Regions from separate parts of the Mus musculus genome. Here region 1 is linked to region 2. A link is a loop called in an ENCODE intact Hi-C map of the cell type or tissue named here. Cell type or tissue: left cerebral cortex. All regions are shown on one strand. Links, peaks and the distances in the headings refer to the core of each region. The heading gives the core; the rest is flanking DNA. Region 1 holds the start of Gm36077 (a long non-coding RNA gene). Region 2 has its middle 43 kb from the start of Ivns1abp.

Region 1 (5,376 bases), core at 142-5,141, 220 kb after region 2:
AAACTAAATAACTTAAGTTGTTGTCTTAGTTACTTTTCTATTGCTGTGATTAGATGCTATGACCAAGGCATCTTACAGAAGGAAGGATTCATTTGGGGGCTTATGGTTCCAGAAGAATACAAGTCGGTGACCATCATGGCAGGGAAGCCAGGCAGCAGACAGCAGACAGGCAGTCAGGTAGACAGTCAGTCAGGCAGGTAGACAGGCAGTCAGGCAGGTAGATAGGCAGGCAGCAGTTAGCAGGCAGGCATGCAACAGGTAACAGGTAACAGGTAACAGGTAGCAGGTAGCAGGTAGCAGTTAGGCAGCAGGCAGCAGGCAGCAGGCAGCAGGCAGCAGGCAGCAGGCAGCAGGCAGCAGGCAGCAGGCAGCAGGCAGGCAGCAGGTAGCAGGCAGCAGGCAGCAGGCAGGCAGGCAGGCAGGCAGGCAGGCAGGCAGGCAGCAGGCAGGCAGGCAGCAGGCAGGCAGGCAGGCAGCAGGCAGCAGGCAGCAGGCAGCAGGCAGCAGGCAGGCAGGCAGCAGGCAGGCAGGCAGCAGGCAGCAGGCAGGCAGGCAGCAGGCAGGCAGGCAGCAGGCAGGCAGGCAGCAGGCAGCAGGCAGCAGGCAGGCAGGCAGGCAACAGGTAACAGGGAGCAGGTAGCAGACAGCCAGCAAGCTTGGGGCTGGAGCAACACGTGAGAATACACATCTCACTTCACAAACAGGAAGCAGAGAGAACTGATTGGAAATGTCATGTGGCTTCTGAAACCTCAAAGCCCACACACCCCCACACCCCCCACACCCCCACACCCTCACCCCCCCACCCCGTCCCACACTTCCTCTAGTAAGGTCACACCTCATAATCCTTCACAAATGCCACCACCAGCTGGGGACCAAGTGTTCAAATGCCCAAGGCTATAGGGAACATCTCTTTTATACCCCCCATGGCATGACTGTAGTATGGACAAGGACTGATACTTAGAGAAATTTAGTCACTTTCAGATCATATTGCTGGTGAATGCAGAGTCTTGAGAGAGAGACATCTTCAAACATTTCTTAAAGTGTGAGGTTAGTGATGGGAAGAAGGACCGGGACAGATCTAAAAACTAGGAAGTTTATGATTTGAATGTGCGGGGTCCTCACAGGCTCATGTATTGGAACACTTGGTCCCTAGCTGGTGTCGCTATTTGTGGAGACTCTGGAACTTTTGGGTAGAACCTTGCTGAGGGAAGTGGTGGGCTTTGAGGGTTTACAGTCTCATGGCAACCACTGTTGGTCCCTGTCCCCTGCTCCCACACTGGTCATACAGTGTAAATAGCCAGTCTTCCTGCCGCCATGCATTCCCCATAGTGATGGACTGTGACTCTTCACACTGTACCAAAACACTCCCTCCCTGAAATCTTTTCTTGTTATGTATTTTGTCACAAGAATGAGGGGGGAAACACCTACTGCAATTAGGAAATCAATATGTTCTTGAGAGGTGGAGAGATTGAATCTAAAAGAGTGGTGGAAAGAGTGTATGTGGGTATCCCACGGTGATCTAAGTGAGCGATGTAATAAAAACTGAAAAATTTAAAGGATTTTGTTATTGTTGAAAAGGGTGTGGGGTAGGAGTATTACAGACCTGTTAAGTTTGAGGTTCTACTACACATTTGAATAGAGTTGCCAAAATACAAAGCCTGGAACTTGGGAATGGGTGGGTTCACACTGGAAACACAGCCCTCACCATCATTAGCATATGGGTGTCCTTTAAAGCCATTGGGTTGCACAGAGATAACTAAGGCAGAAGTTCAGAGAGAGAGAACAGATGGTATTTTTTTTCCTGGACATTTAACTTTAAAAGTGGCAGAAGAGTTTGGCAAAAGAACCTAAGAAAGAGCAGCCAGTGATTCTGAAGGAAAAGCAGAAGGCGGAGTCATGAAAGCCAAGACAAGAGAACATGTTGAGGAGAAAGAGGTGGTTAGTGTGAAACTTCTCGGGGGGGCTTAGAAAGATGAGGACGGGATCTTTCTCAAGGGAGAATGAAAGTTGGAATCCAGACAGACGGGAGTACGTTGGGAAATCAGAGTTTCAGTGCAGAAGTAGAGGGAGCAGAGCCTGAATCTTTATTTAGTAAAGTTTGTTGTGAATTGAGAGTAGAAGAAATGAGGGAATTTTTAAAAATGTAAATAGGAATGATATGGTAGAGAGATGCTTATCAACCTTAATCATCAACCCAAAGCAGTCCCTTTGGCTTCCATGTGTGTGTAAGAACGAAATGGAATTTGCCCTCCTGCACCTGACTTATTTCATTAGTATAATGTCCTTCAGCTTAACCCTGTCTCTGATCACAGAGATGTAGGGAGTAGAAAGGTGGTCACTGGAACTTGGGAAGGGGTGGAAGCAGGGGAAGACAGAGGGAGGGTTGTTTGTGGTAGAAGGGTACAGGTGGATAGGACCAATGGCCTCTAATATTCAGCACCTCAGTAGGAGGAGGATGGCTGGTAATAACTGATTTCATATTACAGATAGCTAGTGCAGAAGGAATTTCAATATTCCTAACAGAAAGCAATGATAAATGTCTGAGAGCAGGGTCAATTACCCTGACCTGATCCCTACACACTATACACATCTATGCAGTGCCACACGGCAGCCCGTTAAGTATGCTCAATTACTGCGTGCCAACTGAGAATCAAAACATATTTGAAAATAGCTGATTTGGGTAATTTGTTGGATTGTTCTGAAATAGCAAATGATGTATTCAAAACTGCTCTTCAGAGAGCGAGCCGTGCTAAAACAGTTTTAGGAATAAGCCTTTTCTAAAGTGATGGTTCCGAGGAGTCACTGTATGTATCTCAGAGTCAGTTCCTGGCAGTCGTGGCCCACATTGCTTCCTTACATGAAGCTGGATGCTTAGTGAGTGCTTTTGCTAAGTGATTTCTTTCCTCTGGATCGTCAATGGATGGTTTCAGTCGGTCCTCTAGACTTCTCTTTCTTCAGTTTTGAAAATTGATGGCTAATGATGAAATGAATTGCTGTCAGAGTAGTTCAAACATGGTACTCAATGGAAACAAGTTGGTGTTGGGGACTGGAGAGCTGGATCAGCAGTTGTAAGGGCATACTGCTCTTACAGAGGACTTGAGTTCTGGTCACCCATCCCCCTTGGCTCACAACAGCCTTTATGTCCAGCTCTAGGAATCTGACACAATCTTCTAACCTCTGCACATATGCAGAACTTATCCTACGTGGTGTAGGATAATGATGGCTGATAACAATGAATTCTATGTTCAAACTAACTAGGACAGGGTACCTTTAAATTAAAAATAAAATAAATCTTTAAAAATGAAACGGCATATTAGGGCCATGGACACAGCCAATGGCAGACTTCATGTCTTACATGTGTAGGGTCCCAGGTTCAAGACCAGCATTGTTACAAGAAAGACCAAGGAAACAAGCAAATCTCAGCACAGACTATAGAATTTCACTTTTGCAAAAGCGATATACAGATACTCATAGACTTCATTCGACCATTTATGTTATACATTAGTAGACTGAAATTATTTTAAATAAAATAGCAAGGCTTGATAGGAAATAATAAAAAACAAAAAAACAGCCATGCCCAACCAGGTAAAAATATTTTCAATCCCAAAGAACAGCTCAGATCGTTTGCAGAGAGGATAGATATTCTCCAAGTGCCAGACTCGGCAGGAGAATTTGATTGATTTGCATCTTAGTTCAGACCTAAAAGGACCTTGTTGGTGCTGTTGTTTCTAATGCTCTGTTTCTAAGGCTCAGACTGCCTCCAGCTGTCTTCCTGTTCTTTTCTAAAAGTCCCTGGTTTTTTATGAGCCTGTCCTCCAGACTCTCCTTTTCCGCTTTGCTAACAATAACGGCTCAACTTCCGGACACATTTCCACCAGCGATTTCTTAGCCCCTGCTTCTGAATAGTTTTGCCAGTGAACCCGATTCTTTCCTTCTTCTGCTTCTGGTCTTCATCTACAGGGTCCAGAGTCTCAAGCTCTGTGTCAGCTTCAGGTTGCAGGTTCGCTGCCTGCCTTTGCAGGACAAATGCTCGTCTGGATTGACAACGTTGTCCCTGTTTGCCCACAGCGGCCACTGGCTGTGATGTGTCCTGGCACCCTCCTGCAGTGGCCTGCCACTTGGAACACTGGACCTTGGCATGCCTCTGTGCTCTGGCCCTTTTGGAGATTGTCCCTCAAGGGCTTCATAAGAAATTGGTAACTGTGTTTACTTGGTGGCTGGGAAGAAAGTCTTTAATATCTCAATTAAAAAAAAACTCATAATGTAAATATTTTTTGTTGTTGATGTTGTTTGCTTCCCCCACACACACCTTTTTTAAAATAACATGTGGAGAAAGGATCGTAGATCATTTATTTATTGTGTGTTTATAGTGTCTTAAACACCCCCACCCCCAGCCCTTTTTAGTGCCTTTAGGTCCTTTCTGAGTCTTAACTACCCAGCAGGTTTCTTATCGTCCTTGCCTTGGGGAGTTGTCCTTTTCTGTGCTCTGATAACACACAAGGTCTGCTGGAGTTCTCCGAATGCCGTCTGCTCTGCCTATCTAAGTTTTGTCTTTCCCATTAGACTGCCGGCTTTGTTCTTTTCCTCTTTGTGCAAAGTGGAGCCGCGCAGTCCTAAGGCCCAGAATCTTGGCTCCAGGGTTGCTCAGCTCTTTCCAGTCACTTGCCACCATGGTCGGTACCTTAGGTGCCACCCAATTTACGTTCCGGAACAGTGAAGCCGTCCATTATTTATTTAAACCCTATTTTTAGAAGAGCTGCAAGGTGCTATGAAAACGTTGGGTCTCACCCTGAAAGTTTGGGCAAAGTTCCTCCTAAGAAGCAATAAGTGAGTTTAGATTTGAAAAAGGAGTAGGCCTGAACCAGTTGCCTCTGGAGGAGAGCTCCAGGCAAGAGGAACATGTGGGTGGACTCCGAGCTGGCAAGAAGCACGGGGGTATAGTACCAGGACTATATTGGAAAGATGAAGTAAATGCAGCTGGAACACAGCTCTGGTGAGCACAGAGCTCCGAAGAGCCAGGCTTCCGTGGGCCATTCTCCTGTTGCCTTGAGCCTGTATCCCATGCACACTAGTCATTTAGAGGATATGTTTTAGGCACCAAAATAAGGTCGTTTTGGGGTCAGTGATGAATCACAAAGATCCACCCCGGAAAGAAGAAGCTGCCTTAAGACATTTATTTATTTATTTGACTGCGAGGATTTAGGAGCTGCTAGGTGAGTCCCCGGAGAGATGGAAAGCGGAAGACAGAGGTGCGGAGGTAAAAAAAAAGGAGAGTTATCAAAAGCTGCTGCCTCTTAACACCAGAATCCGGAGCTTTGTGTCCAATGCCTCCCTCTCCCTTCACATACCCTTAGTTTTAGGATCCTGGGCGTTGGG
Region 2 (5,376 bases), core at 234-5,233:
AGAGAGTAAGATGATGTTGAAAACTTGTTGGCAAGCAAGATGGCTCAGCAGGTAAAGGCACTTGTTACCAACCCTGATGCCCTGATCCCCAGGGTAGAGCTAACTTCTATAGATTGTCCTCTGACCCCAACATGCATGTCATGGTATAAACTCATACTCTTTCCCTTCACTCACTCCCCCTGCCCGCCCCCCCCTCCTCTTTCACTCACACACACACACACACACACACACACACACACACTGAATAAATGTACTTTCTCAGTCTTCCTCAAAGCCTAAGGTGGCCTACTTTTCCATTGATCACAGGTCTTCCCAGACTAATCAGATCCTTTCAGAACAATTGATGAATTCCTAATCAGATGATGCTTACTTTAAATGCTAAGAAAAAGAAAATTGTCTTGTATTATGACTATTGTTATGTAGATGGGTGGTTTGCAGTGCATGAAGGTCTGTGTGCATGCATGCCTGGTGCCCACAGAGGCCAGAAAAGGGTGCTGGGCCCCCTGGAACTGGAGTTACACTTGGGAATGCCATAATTGAACTCCCAACTATTTTTGTATGCTAAGTTGAAGGTTTTATTTATTTTATTTGTGCCTTTTTTTTTTTAATGGGTTCTTCATAGCTTATGTTGGCCTCAAATTTACAATCCATTTGAGGCTAGTCTTGAACTCCTGATCTTCTGCTGGGTTTATAGGCATGTATCATGTGTCACTATATCTGTATCATAAATCAAGTTTAAAACAACAACAATGAAAAGAACCCACTATATAGTCAAAAGGAAACAATCCCCCAAAGTAGTGTTTACTTAAAGAGATTCCCTTGACACTTCTGTAATGTGATCTATTTTAAGCCAGCACAGCATGTGGTCACAGGCAGGTGAATCAACACAAAGTCAGTTCTCTCTGGAAGGATACCACTCCTGGTGTGTTTCCTTGATATTTACTTGTTGGCTTGCCTTTATGCCCTTAATCCCTGCTGTACTGGCTAGTTTTGTGTCAACTTGACACAGGCTGGAGTTATCACAGAGAAAGGAGCTTCAGTTGGGGAAATGCCTCCCCGAGATCCAGCTGTAAGGCATTTTCTCAATTAGTGATCCAGGGGGGAGGTCCCCTTGTGGGTGGTGCCATCTCTGGGCCAGTAGTCTTGGTTCTATAAGAGAGCAAGCCAGGGGAAGCAAGCCAGTAAGGAACATCCCTCCATGGCCTCTGTATCAGCTCCTGCTTCCTGACTTGCTTGAGTTCCAGTCCTGACATCCTTTGGTGATAACAGCAGTGTGAAAATGTAAGCTGAATAAACCCTTTCCTCCCCAACTGCTTCTTGGTCATGATGTTTGTGCAGGAATAGAAACCCTGACTAAGACACCTGCTCTCATAAAAGCAAATTGAAACTAATGTTGCAGAGTTGGTAACAAATTGAACTCCCAAATATCCTAGTTCTGTGAATCCAGAGATCCAGAGGCAAGATATATAGCGTGTACGTGTGTGTGTGTGTGTGTGTGTGTGTGTGTGTGTGTGTGTGTGTGAGAGAGAGAGAGAGAGAGAGAGAGAGAGAGAGAAGGCAATAGGAGAAACACCTTGCAGAAGGCAGAGAGAGTATTGAAGTGAACGCCTGCAGTCTCATGAACTAAGGTGCCCAGGAACATCTAGATAGATCCTGCCCACCTAGAGGAGTGAGGCTGCATATCTTCTGCACCCTCTTGCCTCTTCCCCACCTACCTAATGCAAAATTCAGCATGTATTGACAGGTACCACAACCTTAGGACAGCAGCACATTGTAAAGTGTCCAGTAGCCACTAACAGTTTTCTCTGTGAGGAATACACAGAGCCAAAAGTGAATGGCAATCAGAGGGTGTCTCAGATCGTGGCATATGCCATTTTAGTGCAGGATGGCAGGACACAGTGGTAATGCTGCTTTGGATAGGATCTGGTTTCATACAACCAAGTTTACAGTTGACAGTTTCTAGGAAACATTTTTACCTTAAAACCTTGGTTTCTATATTCTTCAGAGCTTTTCAGTAGCAAGAAGATCCTGGAAGGACAAATGTATAGTTACTCTCAGATGCATAGATCAAATAAATTCAGAATACACAAACTATTATTATGAAGTTAATATGACAATTCTGGGCCAACAGCCAAACTGTGTGTCTTTCTTTAACTTTACATAGTGTATATTATGTCTTTTAAAAATGGCCTTCTATGTATTCTATTTCTGGTCAGTGAGAGAAGAGCTGTTGCTTAGCAACCAGTGGCTTCTGCTCAGCTGAAGTGTAAAATGGAAAACTGTGTAGATCAGAAGCAAATTATGTCAACTACCACAAGTTCCGAACCACGGCTTTTTTTTCTTCCCAAATTACTTAATTTAGAGTTTTTAGTATTCCTAAAATACAAAGCTGTACCGTGGTATCACTCATTATTTTCAGAGAACACAAACTAAACATATAAAACAAACTAGAACACACAAAGGAATACCTCAGAAACTAAAAAGCTACCAAGCTCGTTATTTGTGTTTGACTTGAAAGCAACATTCGTTTGTTCTTTTTAGTAATGGCATTACATAGTTTGAGTGCCTTGATTTTTTTTAAAGTAGGAAATCCACTTGTACTCTACAGTTAAGCCTGCGAAGCCAGGCAGCGTGGTGCACCCCTGTAATTCTAGTACCAGAGAGGGAGGAGGGTCAGGGGTTCAAGGCCAGCCAAGTCAGTCTGAAGCAAGCTCCGTGAGACTGTCTTAGAAACAAAACAGGAACAACCAAAAATGAACCTGCATTTAGCTATTGAATTTTTTCAAGCTCTGATTATAATTCTTTTACGTGGGAAGAAAAATAAATGTTTGTGATGGGAGAAAATGTAATGTTTAGTGTTTTAAAATCTCAATACAGAGTTTTAGCGTCTAGCAATGGAGACATTGATACATGTAGTTAAGTGTACACACAACTGCTTAGGTACCAGTTTTCTAAAAGTTCCTAAGTTTTGAAGGGTTATGTTTAAAAGTTTTGGATAGAAAAATTCACATGTTAAAGAAGAAAATTTATATACTAAGTTCTTGAGTGGTATAGAGTTATACAAATGTTTATGTCCTACAACAGCTCATTTATATAAGAATGACCTTAGATTTTTATTCTTGGTATGGGGGGGTCTCACTATGTTGCTGAGGCTGATCTCGAACTAGAGCTTATGTGAGCGTCCTGTCTTCACCTCTCAGGGAAACTACAGGTCTGTATCAACCATGCCTGGCTATACCTTGTTATACTTATTAAAATGATTTTTTTGTTTTGGTGTTTTATTCATTTAATTATGTTTTTCACAAAGATTACTTCCTAGAATAAAAGAGATTCTCCCCCCTGCCTCTCCCTCTCCCTCTCCCTCTCCCTCTCCCCCCACCCCCCTTAGTGGTGGGGACTGTGTGGTGGTTAGAATTTCCTAGCTGCTGCCAACAGAAAACATAACAGACCCACTGAACTCAAAGAGTATTGGGGTGAGATATTGATGCGACTGCTAATGTGCTCAGAATTGATGGCATATTGGGGGGCCAGGCGTGGGGATGTGCTGCAATCTTGGGACCTCTAGACTTTGTGGGTCTTTCCTTGTCTGCAGAAACTTCCCTTGATTCTTGTGATGGTCAAGGGGAGTGTGACATAGCCAGTGCCTTATACCAGTGGTGCTCATTGTACTTCATGACTGTAATTTTGCTACTGTTATGAACTGCAATGTAGATGTCTCATATGTAGGGTATCTGATATGTAACCCCTCAAAGGGGTCATAGCTCACAGGTGGAGAAGAACCTTGCAAGCCTTATAAGCTGACTCCATGGCTGTTGGGATGAGTTGAGAATTGGGGCAGGAATGAACTGGTCCTTTCAGTATCTATGGTGGGGCATGTCTGTATTTATAGGATTTTCTCTAAAGGTAAAGACTGGCTTCTCAGCCGGGTGTGGTGGCGCACGCCTCTAATTCCAGCATTTAGGAGGCAGAGGCAGGCGGATCTCTGAGTTCGAGGCCGGCCTGGTCTACAAAGTGAGTTTCAAGACAGCCAAGGCTACACAGAGAAACCCTGTCTCGATAAAACCAAAAAAAAAAAAAAAAAAAAAAAAGAGTGGCGTCTCTAGATACATATATGCAACTATAAGCGTGTGCTCTGCAGGTGTGCTTGGAATACCACATGTTCAAAAGTCTCCACTGACATGAGTTTCTGGTGTCTGCAGCCCATTCCCCCCGGACTTAGTCGTTTCTCTCATCTCAGGTTTCTCAGCTCTAAAATGAATAGAAAGCTCAACAACCCCACTAATGTATTAGTCGTGGTAAAAATTGTTCAGCTGCTGTCTCACTCTTTTTAGCCGAGTGAGTGTAGAAGCGCAGGTAGAATTTAAAAAACAGTGGGACATTCCACAAGTGTCCGTGGAACACCAGTGGCCCAGCTCCCTACATCTCTCTCTCTCGGGTACCAACTTTTGAAACAGAGGTCTCAAGAGGAATCTTAGGCAAAATGTAAGTTTCTTTTTCACACATCGTCAAGCAGAAGTAGAGTTTGGCTACTCTGGCCACTTACTGGTGCCAGAACAGGCTTGGGCCATCCTCGGTGTGGGGTTTCCACTTACGCTATAAACTCATGGTCTAGCCAAAGCTGTTCTTGAACTCCTGACTTTCCCTCCCTACCCCCGCGAACCCCGCCATCCCCCTTGGCATTGTAGCATGTACCTCCACACACACTACAAGTATTTAAATGGGAATAATCATAGGAAGTTATTGTGCTTTCGTCTATTGTTGTAGAGACACTTAAACAGTTTAGATCAATGGAAAAAGCACATTTGGAAGAGATTTATCAGTGGTGGTGCCCAAGGCCTGGGAAAGAGCGTGAGCAGGGACAGAGAGAGCAGTCTCACAGAAGGTAGGGATCTGAGGCCATCAAGAAGGCCTAGCCAGTAAAGATGCCTGCTGCTGCCAAGCTTAAAGATCTGAGTTTGATTCCTGGAACCCACAAGGTCGAGGGAGGGAATTGACTCTGACTTGTATATGACTGTGGCATGTGCATGGTCATGAGATCGCACACCACACACACACACACACACACACACACACACACACACACAATAAATGAATAAATGAATAAATAAATAAATAAGTGAAATGTAAAAAGGCATTTTTTTATTGTTGTTTTATTTTTTGAGACAGGGTTTCTCTGTATAGCCCTGGCTGTCCTGGAACTCACTTTGTAGACCAGGCTGGCCTCGAACTCAGAAATCCACCTGCCTCTGCCTCCCGAGTGCTGGGATTAAAGGCGTGCGCCACCACGCCAGGCTCTCTCTTTTTTTTCCCCCGTAAAAAGGCATTTAAATGGCATTTTTTTTTTTTTTAATTTCTTTCAGGCAATGACAAAGAAGA

Evidence for each region. A loop is a pair of places that touch in the nucleus more often than their neighbours do. Peaks named below come from ENCODE experiments on the same cell type or tissue, not always from the same donor. Only the 100,000 strongest peaks of a DNase experiment are listed, where the experiment ranks them.
Region 1: a loop joins it to region 2, with 5 times the contacts of the local background. A loop is called at or near these places in 1 of 42 quality-filtered maps.

What each region holds. Positions count from the first base shown.
Region 1 is chr1:151,079,337-151,084,712 of GRCm38, reverse strand. The region is part of intron 1 of Gm36139 (a long non-coding RNA gene); the gene reads left to right. Gm36077 (a long non-coding RNA gene) reads left to right here and starts at 793. Exons shown (of 2, transcript XR_387461.2): 1 at 793-1,938; 2 at 3,961-4,268. In left cerebral cortex, for the core only: no CTCF peak of the experiment used is centred there; DNase peaks (open chromatin) are centred at 2,758, 3,855, 4,032, 4,925 and 1 more place.
Region 2 is chr1:151,298,947-151,304,322 of GRCm38, reverse strand. It overlaps the pseudogene Gm10138. Among named protein-coding and RNA genes, the nearest start is that of Ivns1abp, 43 kb to the left of the region's middle. In left cerebral cortex, for the core only: no CTCF peak of the experiment used is centred there; a DNase peak (open chromatin) is centred at 2,214; H3K27ac peaks cover 865 bases.